Regions from separate parts of the Homo sapiens genome. Here region 2 is linked to region 1. A link is a contact called in ENCODE Hi-C data. All regions are on one chromosome and are shown on one strand. The core of a region is the stretch at or near the end of the contact, and the rest is flanking DNA. Distances in the headings are between cores, read along the strand shown.

Evidence for each region. Hi-C counts contacts between places; a loop is a spot of excess contacts on that map. Pooled maps may share reads with other maps.
Region 2: a pooled map shows a loop between it and region 1 (12-fold over the local background). The contact joins the promoter of ACOXL-AS1 here to the promoter of NCK2 in region 1. A Hi-C loop is called at or near these places in 5 of 50 pooled maps.

What each region holds. Positions count from the first base shown.
Region 1 is chr2:105,743,274-105,750,308 of GRCh38, reverse strand. It overlaps NCK2 (NCK adaptor protein 2), which reads right to left and starts at 5,397. Exons shown (of 5, transcript NM_003581.5): 1 at 5,171-5,397. RefSeq lists enhancers at 4,087-4,136, 4,237-4,306 and silencers at 4,677-5,066, 5,177-5,236, 5,427-5,746.
Region 2 is chr2:111,112,874-111,119,999 of GRCh38, reverse strand. ACOXL-AS1 (ACOXL antisense RNA 1) reads left to right here and starts at 4,412. Exons shown (of 4, transcript NR_122074.1): 1 at 4,412-4,480; 2 at 5,702-5,861. It overlaps ACOXL (acyl-CoA oxidase like), which reads right to left. Exons shown (of 18, transcript NM_001142807.4): 18 at 1,452-2,384. The coding sequence ends at 2,184.

The sequences.
Region 1 (7,035 bases), core at 4,148-6,647:
AAGGGTGGGGCCCTCATCCAACAGGACAGATGTTCTTATAAGAGGAAGAAACACCAGACCTCTCTCTCAGTGCACTCACAGAAGGAAGGCTACGTGAGTGAGGACACAAGAAGACGAGCCAGGAAGAGACACTCACCAGAAACCAGCCCTGCCGGCCCCGGGGTCATGGACTTCCAGCCTCCAGAACTGTGAGAAAATAAATGTCTGCAGCTTTAGCCACCCATTCTGTTGTTGTTGTTTTGTGTGTGTGTGTGTGTGTGTGTGTGTGTGTTTGTTTGCTTTTGAGACAGGGTCTCACGCTGTCACCCAGGAGTGCAGTGGTGTGATCTTGGCTCACTGCAACCTCCGCCTCCTGGGTTCAAGCAATTCGCGTGACTCAGCCTCCCGAGTAGCTGGGATTACAGCCGTGAGCCACTGCGCCCGGCCTCTGTGTGTTATTCTCTTAAGGCAGCTGGAGCTGACTAATACACGCACTAAACAGGAATAAGCTTTCTGAACTTGAGGAGGCTTTCCAGGGTAACCCTGGCCCATAACCAGGATGTGGGGACAAGAGAGACTGACATTGCTCCTGCCGGCCTCCCCTCACACCGCTCAACCTCAGTCAACTCACATCCAGAATCTGCTCCACCAATATCTACACACAGCTGCGACACGGCAAAGGCAGATACCCAAGGACACTGTGTTCTGTAAACTGCCTCACAAAAAAACAACTCTACCCAGCAACACGTTGGTGTTCCTCATGTATGGCCTGCAGAAGGACTTAACCTAAATTCAAGCTCTGTCATCCCCAGTCTCCTACCTAGAAATGAGGGCCAGAACCAAGTGCACCATGTTATTCGACTATTAAATATGATGGTGTATGTGAAGAGGACTTTGCAAACAATGAATGAGCGTGCATGCATTAGTACATGTCATTCTCTCATCATGGCATTTTCGGTCTTCACTAACAATTTGGCAACGTAAGCACCCCAGCTTCCAAAATTGTCTCAAAAGAAGCAACTGCAATACTTAAAATTCTGAGTGCACTTGAAGCTTCTTCTCTTAAAAACATTACCAATACAACAGTAGAAAGAAGGGGTGACACAAATAACTAACTTACCAGGCCAGGATCACAAACGGTCTGCCCAGCGTTTTGAATTCAGGTTGATAGGAACAGACTAACCTACAAAAGTAAACCATTCAGCCAGCCCACCAGGTAATACAGTTGAGTATGGGGTTGGCTTTGTTTTTTTGTTGTTGTTGTTGCTGTTGTTGTTTTTAAATGTAGCTTCAGGACTACAAATGACTCACATGACAGAAAATTTGCCAAATAGAGAGGCCAACAGACCAAATTCTCCCATTGTCTGGACATCCTGAGGTCAAAGCCTTCCACAGTAGACAGAAGTTCTGAGATTTACAAGAATGCTGGAGGTCTCTTACCACTTGAATCTCAGTGGGAGGCTAGAGCCCCAATATTAACAGGCTGGGCACTCATTATTCACATATTCAATAAGTATTTGTTGCACACTCATTGTGTATAAGTGGCAAGACCAGTCTGCCCCCAAGCGGTTCAGAATCTAGTAAAGAAAAGATGAAGGCAAAAAAACCATAGGGCAGGGTATGGTGGCTCTGGCCTGTAATCCCAGTACTTTTGGAGGTCAAGGCAGGAGGCTCACTTGAGCCCAGGAGTTTGAGACCAGCCTTGGCAAAGCAGCAAGACCCTGTCTCTACAAAATAAAAATAAAAATAAAAATAAAAAAATTCACTGAGCATGGTGGTGCACACCCGTAGTCCCAGCTACTCGGAGGCTGAGGTGGGAAGATTGCCTGAGGTGGGAAGATTGCCTGAACCCAGAAGCTCGAGGATGCAGTGAGCTGTGATCATGCTACTGTACTCCAGCCTGGGTGACAGGGTGAAACCCTGCCTTAAAAAAAGAAAAAAAACAACTGCAGGAAAGAATGTCACAGATGACAAATCAGGGACACAAAGAAAGTGCTGTGGAAGTTTAAAGATGATGCCATCCCCTCTAGTTTGGAGTTGATAAGATGTGGGGAAGAAAAGAAGTAAGAGACGACCCTTGGGATGAGTAAGAACTCAGGACACGGAGGAGACTGAGCCAAGGAGTTGAGAGGGAACACAGAGGCTGGTCAGGGACAGTGACACCGTATGACATCACTGTGACACTGCTACCTCAATCAAAATAACTTTCATTTCCACAGTTTCAAGGACTAAGATTCTTGAGGTAGGAATGTATGTGCCAGTACACATGTGGATGTGTGTCACTGGGCAGAGGTAATACTTGCTAACGTTCATTTACCTTTAGAAATAAACATACTTTGGGAAATGTTCAAAGGAAAATGCAGGAAAAGAAAAGAGTCTAATTTTTTAATTGTGCTACTAAATGGCCTAAAGAAATGCAAAACTGTTTTTGCTTTAGCTGCACACTTTTGATAGCCCGTTAAAAGGCCGTCACGACCTTCTTCTGAGTTGCCTTAACTCAGGCATGGAACAAGATACACGAAATCACATTTTAGCTTAGGCCCTTTGAAAACGTGCCGTGAAGTATTTCCATCACTCATTTTAGGAAACAGAAACCATTTGGAAGTGCCACTCGCAAACCCTCTGGATGGGAAAACTAATTTCCTAAGCATCTGAAGTGAGCTGTAGGGAGTTTCCAGTTCATTTGTGAAAAAAGTTAGCTTACTTGTTTTTCCAAACATCACTCATCATCCTCCCCTGTAGTTCCAGCAAGCAATTCTGAGCTCTTCAGTCTTTAAGCCTCATTTTTAATGTCAGAGAATGATTTCCGCAAGCCCTGTCTCCCCCAGTGCACACGGCAAGCCAGTTTGAGCAGTTAGAAAAATGGGTGTCCCATAGAGCCTCGCAGCCTGGTCTATCCAGGGCAAACTAAGCTAGTGCAACTGATCAAGTAAAGGACTCCAGTGCATTCTGCGCCATTCCGGGAGTCTTAGGGTATTTTAAAAGGTTATCCAGTCTGTGCACATGCAAGGAAGATTTCCGGTGTATTTAATATGGATGGTAGTGCATTTCTCAAATATAGTACTGTGTACATAAGATCTGCTGTTTGTTGGAAAAGCTAAATAACCGAAAATGTAAATGACAAAGCCTGGGAATATGGCAGGGTCAAACAGAGCAAGGATGAAGAAGATTTAAGTATGCAGCGTGTCCTAAGCAAAACACAAAGCATGAAAACTGAGCACAGCCACCTGCAAGGCACCTTCAGCAAGCCCGACGGTTAACAGGGTCAGTTTCTCCACAAGTGGACAGAGGGGGTTATGCAGCAGCCAACTCTTCCTGATGGCAATTTGTGACCCAATTTCATCCAGTGTTTCATGACCAACCCCCCTGAATGTTTATGAAGCAGGAAAGAAGCTCAGAATCCAGGCGAGGCCTCCGGGACAGGAAGTGGGCCAGGCACCTCCACAGCTTCCTATGCCTAAAGTTCTCCATTTCAGCCTCAAGTAGCCGCCAGAAGACCACTAAGATTCCGCCACCTTCTCCAATCAAAACTACATCTAACCAACCTCCAGGGCAGAATATACTGAGGTAGGATTTTCCCTCGTGTTCACTTCTTCACAAGCAGGTTAACACTTGCTTCTCAGGAAACCCCTGTTCCAAACGTCAAAAAACCTCCATGTCTAGCCCAATCTCCAGGTGAAGTCAATTTCTTCTCCACGTGTCCGATGACTGCCATTCTCTTTACGTAAAACTCGCAAGGCTTGAATCCTGTTACTAATTCACCTGCTTATCTATGAAGCTTGCAAAGTGAATTGAGGGAGTGTTCACACGCACAGTTCCGTTTTGGTAAGTTAAAGCGGCCCAGGTTAATTTCATTTTCAGTCACTTTTGAGACTTGATAACTACATCTAAAACAGAGGCATGAAAAACACCCTGAATCACTTTCATTCCTACACAAAATCCCTTCCGAGAAGCGGGGACTGCGCCTGGGCCAGGAAGGGACTCCCCTACCTGTAGGTCCCAGCAAGCCACGCCCACCGGCCTCTCAGGGTTGTTTCTTTCTGGGTCGAGGGACGGAGCTGGCCCTTGCGATATTTTAGGCCCCCTCCTGCCCACACTGGGGCCTGCTCATCCCATTATGCAGATGCAAACTTGGCAGAAGCAGCCTTAAACCTGTTGGCAAAATAAACAAAGCCAAATAAAGAGGAATCTGCCAACCTGAATTGTGTGAAGTGGCCAAGGCCGACTCCACGCACGCTCGGCTTTGTCCCTGAAGCTGTTACAATACTAGTTTAAGTCAGGTGCCTGGGGTCCACCAGCCAATGACCCCTAGCATCCACCGCAGACCTTCACAGAGATCCCCATTGTCTACAAATTAAAGCGTTTTGCAAATTAAACCCCTCCACACAATGCCAAGCTAACTGTGCTCATAAGGCAGTTACCCTCCATGCCTTAAAACTCACATATCAAATTTTTCCAAAAGCACTCGGTGATTAAATCGCCCTGAAAAAAACCGAGAGAGCCGAGCGATTGTGAGAAACTTTGGTTCATTCAGGTGGCTGTTAGAGTCCTGTAAATCTGGGGCAGGGCGCAGAGCCTGAAGCCGGGCACAAAAGCTCCCTTCGCCGAAGCGAGGACCTCCTTTATGCAATGTGACAGCAGCTTTGTGCGCGAACATAAATAGTTGTAATAAACACGGTTAAGTTCTCCCGGCCGATCGCGGCCTCCCCCGTCCCTGCGCCGGGGCCCTGCGATCCGCGGCTATTCTTCCCCGGCACACGCGCCCTGGCGACCCTGGCCACCGCACGGTCCCACGCTAGCCCCGAGCTCCGTGCCGGCCGCCCGCCTGCAGGCCAGGCGCAGCCTGCGCACCCGGGGGTCTCCAGTCCCCGGGCCCCGCAGCCGGGCCCCCTGCCCTGATCCTCGCCCGCGCCCTTGGCTGGCGTCCCCGCCCCTGGGCCGGCCCCCGATGGTGGGGGTTAGGGATGGGAAGGCGGGCAGGAAGGTGCAGAGCCGGGAGGTGCCCGGCAGTCCGCGGTCGGGGGCGCCCAGGCCGCGGCAGGGCCGAGAGCACCGGAGGGGCGCGGAGGGGACCCGCTCTCCTGGCCCCTTCCCGGGCGCACCCCGGCCCGCGAGCCCCGCCGCGCTCCCAACTCCGCCCAACGGCCCCAAGTTTGTGGCCCCCGCCCCACGCCCGCCTAGCCGCGCTTACCTCGCCGTGGGCCGCCCGCGGAGCCGGAGGGCAGCGGCGCGGGTCCCGGGGCGGTGGCCGCGCTGCGCCCGCCCAGGCGCCGCTCTTTGTCTGCGCCGCTCCCTCCTCCCGCCGCCGGGCGGACGCTGCCGGCCCGGGCGGACCCTGCCGGCCCGGGCGCCGCGAGCCTCCCGGCCGCCAAGCCCTCCCCTCCGCCCGCCGCCCGCTCGGCCGCGCGGCTCCGGCCTGACGATCCCCGCGGCAGCGGCGGCGGCGGCGGCGGCGGCGGCGGCGACCCTCCCCCGGCGCGCAGCGCCCGCCTCCTCCGCGCTCTTCCTCCTCCTCCCGCGCTCCTCCCCGGCCGCGCCGTGACGCCGCCCAGGGGCCGGCCCAGGCCCGGGCGCGCGGGGCGGGGACCCGAGACCCACCTGGGGCGCCCCCCGTCGTCGCCAGGCTCCGCGCCCGGGTCCCGGTACGGGCGCCGGGATAGCGCGGGGCTGCGGGACGCTCCGCTCTGGAGGCGCAGCACGGGCCGGGCGCCGGGGGCAGGAAAGGGTCCCCACGCCCGAAATTGCGTGCGGGCGGTGGGGGGCAGGGTAGGTGGGTGGGGAGGAGAGTGAAAACACAGACGGCAACTTCCAGCCTGGGATGACTGCCGGGTGGGCTTTGCGTCCTCTTTTTTGTTTGTTCGTTGTTCTTATCACGAAGCTCTAGTTGCTGGGCAGCCGCCCCCCTCCCGGAAGCATTCCCACGGCACTCAGCTAAGCAGGCCTGTTGTCCATCAGAAAAGTGACTTAAATAAAAATGTCACTTCCTCCCTGTAATTGCTTGTGGGCATTTTTATTTATTTGCTTTGCATCTATTTACTTTCCCAACCAGACACATTTTTAGTCCATCATCCCTGTCCGAGGCACTTCCTAAAAGAAGAAGAAACTCGACCTCTGTTGCCTCCCAGGCATCCAGGCCAGCCCCAGCCTGTGGAATCCTGGTTGCACACCCGTGGGGGCAGAACCCGAAGAGGAGCTGCCCGAATGTGCCCCTAGAAGGAGTGTCGCTAATGATGGGACCGTTCAGCTCACCCAGCCTCGAGTTGTGGCTAGCCTATAAACAAACTTGGAAGATGAAAACCCAAGAGCAAGGGGAAAGACACAAGTTTCCCTTTCACAGACACATGCATCCGGATGTCTTTTCTCCTCCCCATATGGTTTCCCAAAGGAAATCCTAATATTCAAATGATTCTGATTTCCTGGCAGGATAGCCTGCATCCATGTTAATGAGATTCTTTCTTAGGCTCCTGGTCTCTGCTTACTATTAAGGCAATAATAATTTACCCAAGGTTACAAGGCTGTATTATTTGATTCACTCATCTCCTGCTTCCTTCCAGAAGGGAAGTACCCAAGGATAGGTAACTAGAGTCAGCGTAGCTTTGAAGTCAGACAGGTGAGTGTTTGACTGTTGACTTCCTGAACTGTGTAACGTTGCACAGGTGGTCCTCAGCCTTTCTAAAATCTGTCATATGGGGAGATAATATTTACTTACCTCCTATGTGAAGTACCCTGGCAGTAGGTAGCCCTCAATAGCTCAGTAAGTGGAAGGAAGCACAGTACACTGAGCAGGAATCAGGTACAAGCTCAGGGAATCAGAACAGCCTCATTTTTCCTTGTTTTGACCTTGTGAAAGAAGCTACTTCAGTTCATCCTTTTGTGCAAGTTTTGTGTTACTAATATCTAGCTTTACAATAAGAAAAGAAGAATTCTAGTCATCAGTCTGCCCAATTTTAGATTAATTTACTCAAAATAAGTATAGCAATATTGACCCAGTTTGTAGCTTGTTTGCTTTGTAAACTTTCACTGAATCGTGGTTCTTGCATGCCTCTTCTTTCTCTG
Region 2 (7,126 bases), core at 3,163-5,662, 5.4 Mb before region 1:
GCTCCCTCGACTGGCTGAGGCCAGTGAAGGCAGAACAGCTGAGTTCGGGCCGCGGTGCGGGAGCGCAAAATACCCCGTCCCTCCTCCCCTCCCGCCTCCCCACCCATCCCTTTCCTCCCTGGAGTCCGCAGCACCTCACTCTACCTCCCAGGAGACCAAACTCCATGCCGCCTCTCCAGTCCTCTGAGTCTGCACCCGGGTCTGCTCTCCCAACGCGTGGCTGGCGCCCCAACCCCGGCCCTCCTGTCTGCTCCTCCCGCGCCTCAGTTCCCCAGCCCCAGCTTCTAGACAACTGCAGCGGGGGTGTGGGAGGTGGATCGGGAAATGGAACATCCCGCAGGTGAGGTCAGGCTAGATGGATTAAGGAAACTCTGTAAAGGGACCACCCTACACACCACCGCAGCCGGCAGGGAGAAGGAAGGGGCCTTGCCGTAGAGGAGCAAGTGAGGAGGCGTTGTCCCGCCGTCCGGCCGCCTGGAGCAGTTTTTAAATTCATAAGCGCTTCTGTAACGTCAGTGGGACACAGCGCAGCCCCATGCCAAAGTCTCAGCGCATTTTCGGGTGAATTTTGAGCGAGGTGAAGGAGGCCTTGGGTTCCCGGAGTCGCTGGAGGACGCGCGTCGGGCCCCGCCCAGTTATTTCGCTGCAAGAGGGAAAAGGCACGAGCGTGGACACGGCTAAGTAGACTCGGAGGCCGGAGATCGGTCCTAACCGGGCCTCGAAGTTCCTACCGCGGACGAACTTTGCTCTTCGCGGCCGTCCCGCGTCGCACCCGGGGAAAAGCAACACAACTTGCTGCGCGGGCTGAGAGCCCGAAGCCCGCCGCACGCCGCAATGCTCCGCGCTCCCCGCGGGGTCGGGCGACTCAGACAGGGACCGGAAAAGAACCACGCAGAAGAAAGCCCTATTTCTTGTCGTCTGTTCCTGTGCAGCCTTGCAGCCTCGCCGCCCCCGCGTCGCTCGCTCTCGCGACCCTGTGAACACTTTGAAAAACAAGAGTCGGGGGAAGCAACGGGCTAAGCGCTGCTATTTGGGGCACTAAAAGGAAGCCGGCCAGAGGTGGCGGGTTCATGCGTCCCCCGAGACCCAGGCCGCGTCGGGGGCCAAGAGCCCTTACAGCCTTCTCCCGCGCCGTCGGGAGGTCCTCCCGGAACTGGGCCGGAGCGCAGAGAACGCAGTGTGAGAAGGGCCCATGGGTTTTAGGTCACCTCCTTCGCGCTGGACGCGGGCAGAGCGGTGTCCCTTTCTGTCTCTGCCAAGAGACGTGGAGGGAGGGAGAAGGGAGGATGGCTTGTGCTGAAAGAAACAAGAATGAAGTCGGGCAGCCGGGATCTGAGAAATGGGAAATCCATGGCCCTTGTTCGGGACCACAGGCTTTGCCGACGTGGTCTCTCCTAGTTCCGAAATTGCCCAGGCCCGCCTCCCCACCCTCTGCAAGCAGCGGGAACGACTTCCACATCGCTTAATTTCTTTATTAAACTTTTCACCTATTCTCTTCTAAAGGACAGACTACAGCGTCAGATGGTAAAAATGTTTTCCGCGCCTTGTCTTGCCGTACGGAAACCGCCGGCCTGGGAGGACAAGCCGAGTTCTTGTTTTGCCGAGAGCAAAACTCTAGGCTCCCACTTCCTTCTCCCAGTCCGTGCGTTTCCTTGCAGAGCCCCAGAGCGTCTGATTCACTGAAATAGCATCACTTGCTGAACCAAACCTTTTTTCCCGCTCGCGGAAAGAGTGGAGCTTTTTTCTTTTGTCTAAGGGTGTTTGCTTTTTTTTTTTTCTTTCACTCGGCACCACAGTTTTTCTAAATCACTGGGAATGTGAGTCACCGCTAACAGCAGGAGACCTTTGGCGGCACCCGGCTGTGGGGCGCGCTCGCAGCGGGGAGCCCACCCTGATTGTCTAGGGGATCCGGCACTGAAGTTGGGAGAGGTTGCAGTCAGGCCAGGCTGGGTTTCAGGGAAAGGGCACAGGGATCCAGCGCACCAGGCGACCGTCTGGATCTCTTTCCTAGCAGCCAGCCGCGCACCTCGCCAGCCTCGGCGGGACCTCCGCTTTGCCACCAAAATCCCCGAGAGTGGCGGCCCAGCGGGTGCCAGCCCCCGGCCTCGGCCACAGCTCTGGGCGTCGGTGGAGCGAGCGTCGTGGCAGCTGCTGGCGGGCCACCACACTTCCCGCCACACCCGTTAGAGCTTGGCTCCCAGCTTGGGCCGCCGGGAGCGCGCCTCTTCCCGTGGCCGCGGCTGCAGCGGTGCAGGGTAGAAAGCCCACGCGGCCCGCGGGTTGGAGATTCCGGCGATTGGTGCGTGGAGGTAGGTGTGTGGAATGTTAAAGGTCGAGATCACCCTCCGGGCATCATCCTTCACCGAGTCGCACAAATCCAGCAACTGCAAAACACAACACAATGGGACAGGTCAGATGTTGGCACACTTACAGCCATCTAGTGACAGCAGCTTTCAGCCCACCAAGCACCCGCACACACAGCGGCCCCGGAAACTAGTTTCCCTTTGGATTCTCCTGTGGAAACTGTTGGCCATGAATAACCCTCGGAAGCCTTTTTTGTTTTAGACATTCCCAACTCTGACACCTAGCCCAGTGGAAACCCCGGCTTTTCCCGTAAGGGGGTGGGCGTGGACGTGGGGTCGGTCGGCTTTGCCCCCAAATTAGCCGGGAACTCGAGACCAAGGTCTGAGAATTTATTAAAGCTCCCTCCTTGGTCCTTCCTCCCTGGTCCTTCCCTCCGCTCCTCTCTCTTTGCCTCCCCTGTCGTCCCCTCCTCTCCACCTCTGGAGTGCCTGGGGTGCCACCCTCTGGCGCGCAGAGGGAACTGAACAGGAAGAGCCTCCGAACAGGTGAACCACTAGAGACCTGCTCCAGTCTCCCCAGACTAGCGCCTTCGGTCCTGACCTGGCTGGCAGTAGGCCATGATTCTTGAAATTCAGTACAGTGAGACGGCGGACCAATGCTAGGCATCTTCCGCCTGGCCGCTGCGGAAAATCCATCTGCTGTTAACGCCAATGCCAAGGAACGCCGCGGATGCCCTTGGTTCTGGCAGCCACTGGAAGGCAGGGATAAGACATTCCCGGCGGATAGGAGAGGGAGATGCAAGTCAGTGTTTTGGAAGCTGCACTGGTGTATTTTTATTTCATTTTCCATGGCTTAGGTGCCAATGTATTTTTTTTTTTATTTTCAGGAAAAAAAGCTACCAAACTAATAAGATTGTTTTTCTAAAACTACACAAGGGCAGAGGGACGGCTTTCTTTTCTTCTGATCTACACATTGTACTCCATTTTTCAAGTTTTCGGCCAGTGGTAAATTTGTTTCACTCCCCAAATCACAGTAAATCCCCAGGTTTTCATGGTTTATTTTTACAGGTTTAACAACATCACTTACACCAGCCCCACCTTTGCCCTCACATGGTGGTCATGTCTGAGCCGCACTGATGTTGTTAAGATCACAGTTTCCCTTGCAGCAGTCCAAAACGCCATTTCAGGTTTTCAGAGCATTTCAGGTTTTCAGTGAGGTCCCAAGGAGGAAGGTGGAGGAAATAGGGGATGGGGAATATAGAGGGTAGGGATATGGTGGGGGAAGAGCATGAATTGTAATAGTCCAACAATACATCTTCCCTGAAAATGTGCTCTATTACACCAGTAATTTCTAATGAAAAACTTCATTCTTCACACACTGTGGTTAAGCATCATCAAATCAGTACTGAAAAGACCTTTGATCGTATTTGCAAGATGCACTAAAATGAACTTTCACTGACCAAGATTTCAAAGTTTGTAATTAATACTCTTGAAAAATCCCTGACTAATCTGTCAACTCTCAACGTCTTTAACCACACAGTTCAAAACCATGAGGTGGCGTACACAGCCCCTAAACTTTCCACATATTGTCATATGATTATTCAAGATAATTTTCCCTTTGGGTTTGCATTATGAAACTCAACCAACTTTGGTAATATATTCACCGGTGGGGGAAATACAATGATTTGAATGAGTGTAAAATAGAGTATGGGTTTTATCTATCTGGTGCCAAAAACAGAACGTAGGGCCAGAGGTAGGAATTAAATGAGGCAGATTTCAATATAAAGAAAATTTTAAAAAAATAAACTTGAAAAGGAACCCAATGGCTGGTGAAAAGGAGGGTTTCTTCACTCATAAGTGTTCAGGGAGTGTGCCCTCCAATGGCACCCTAGAGAAGAAAAATGAACTGGCTGTGAAGAGGAGTTGACTGCCAAGATTCTTTCTAAATCTAAAGTTCTGGAGCAGTTTAAAATACTCCTTCTAGCCTTCTCCATTTTTCCTAGACTGCAACAGAAACCTCAGAATGATTATTGTCTCAATGGACGGATCCGGCATCATTCCTGTTAGTTATTGTTTGACTCTTAGTTATTGTTTGACTCTGATTCCAGGTACCCACCCACCTCTGTTCCTGGCTGTCAAGATGATAATAATAATTACCATCCTTTCACTCACAAATGGTATGCTGGATTCCTACCCAGTGTTAGGTACAATTCTGGACTTTAGAGGTTTAATGGTACACACTACAGGAACAGGTCTCACATCGTGAAGCTGTTGAGGCGTTTTAAAAATTTTTAAAAATATATGATCTCTTTAATACAAAATAAACTTGAGAAGATAATATAGCATTGATTATTACACAGTTACAGTATTTTTATTACCAGGGGGTATTTTTATATGGGGCTAAGCAGTGTATTATTAAAGTTTAGTTTTGTTACCAAACATGCTTCCATACTATAAGCATAAAAATTGCACATAGTGTAGGGGTCCTCTGCCCTGCCAGTTTATGACCCATTTATGCTGGACAAAGTACTTCAAGCTTACCCATATCTTTACAAAGAAAATTCACCAGCTTTTGAAAAAGACAAATGAATAGGTATACTTTAAAAATAAAAAAGTATGAACAAGTTATAGGTTCTTGCAAAAACATTTTTTAAGGTCAAACCTAAACATGGGCACTATTGCTCTACAAGCAATAAGAATGTACAGTCCACTGGAAATAGCCAGTGAGTGGAATTTGAGAATATCTGCTTTAAAGAAAGCAGAAGCACTCAGCCCTCAAGGGATGACACTGTGTTTGACTATATTAATATGTATATTTGGGAGTGAGGGAAAAATTGTAACATCAGTTTGGCTTCCCACCTCCATCTAGTTGCAGTACTCAATTTATTTTTCTGCTCTTTTTGACTCTCCCTACAGTTTCCTTATTTCAGTTGGGAGAGTAGGATGGCCAAGGATGGGCAGTGACTAAGCTTTGCAGTCCTCTGAACAAACCATATTTTCCCAGCATGGCATGGTGTTAGTCCTATAATAGATGTTCAGGGTGGGAAGTGCCCAGTACACTTGGAGGGACACCCCAGCTATTCCTAGGACTCCATGCAGAAGGTTTTCCTGCCTCTTCCCATATGTCTCACCCCTGTTCTCAGCATAAGATGACCACATGCTGTTTTTTGTGAAAAATCCCTTACCCAAACTTGAAATGTCCCTTCATTAGCCCCTTTCGTCTGGCTACCTTGGTAGAGTCTTTTTCTCCATCCCTTTAATCTGGGCTGAGTTATGACTTGCTTTGCCAGTAGAATATGGGGAACATGTCACTGTGTGATTTCCAGAGTTTAGGCCTTAAGAAGCTTTGAATCCCCCATTATCACTCTCCTATAACCGTGAGAATACCTGCTGTGCAGAAGCCCAGTCTAGCCTGCTGGAGGACAAAAGGCCACGTAGAGATGGACCAAGGTGCCTTGGCCAACAGCCAGCACCCACTGCCAGATATGAGAGAGAGGCCATCTTGGACATCCTAGTCCTGTTGAACTCAGATGACTGCAGCCACAGGAGTGATCCCAGGTAAGACTAGCCAAAGAACTGTCCAGGCTGCCTGCCCACAGAATAAGTATCAGTCATTATCACCGGTTAATGCACAGAAATAGAAATTTTTAACCTGACTAAGCAAAACAACAAATAAACTTACTTGCTATAAGGAATCAATTCCACCTCCTTTCCAAAAAGAATCTCTATGCAGCCAACTCTTACTTTCTAAGGGATTGTTAGATATTGGTGAGCCATTAATGTAATTTCCTGTCCATTATTTTTCAGTTGACTTCATTTTAGGTTAACTAGATTTTGAGCTAGAAACTTTACAGGAAGGGGAACCTTAATTAATGAACAAACATCTTTTAATCTAAAAGATGTGATGAGGGAATAAGATTAAAGTGGTTGGTAAAATGAGGTTCTGTGCTACTTGTGGCTGTCATTTATCACCTTTGCTTCTGCTGTGACACATAACTGGCATTCTGGCAGGTGCCTCTGGCCACCTTTATTCCATGCTTGTCTCGTGCAACCCTAGTCCCCAATCAACAATTCATAGCTTGTTACTCCAGCCTTTGCCAAGGATCCATCTCTGCTGTGCAGTATCTATGCTTTCCACATTCCATCCCGGAGGGCCAGGCAGGTAAAGGCATGAAGTACAGAAGGGAGCTACTTAGCTGTCTTTGACTTAGTCTGCTCTATCTCCAGCATCTTTATAACAATGCTATGTGGCAACATATGGCACTTTACATATGTAACCAAGGTCTTCGGTGTTCTGCCCCATGCTGACATTTCCTGGACAACTACTGTGTGCCAGATTACAGAGGAGGGCTTTAGGTTCACTGTCTTATTCAGTACTCATAACAACTCTATCAGGTATCAACCCATTTTACAGATGAGAAAACCAAGGCTTAAAGAATTTAAGTCACATAACTTGTAACTGATGCAACTAGAGTTTTAATCCAGGGCTTTTTTTTTCTAAAGCCTTGTCTACCCTTTTGCCTTCATCTTTTCCCCCAGTGCCTCACTGCTTCCAGTTGCTGGAGGATATGTGGTGCTGCACTGACAAATGCCTCCACCACTGTGGCAGACGTGTGACCCTTGACGTTCTTCCTAAGTCAGAATCTGTATTCTGTGTGTGCCTAGTGTGGAGAACATGGATCTGCCCAGCCACACTGGCTCAGATTCTCTGAGAGGACCAGGGCAGTAATGGTGCCCAGGAGTACTCTATGATGTTGCCACCGGAGGAAGGTGCCAAGGATATCGGCTTCAGAGCCAGCTACCATGTGAAAAGTCCAGCTTGA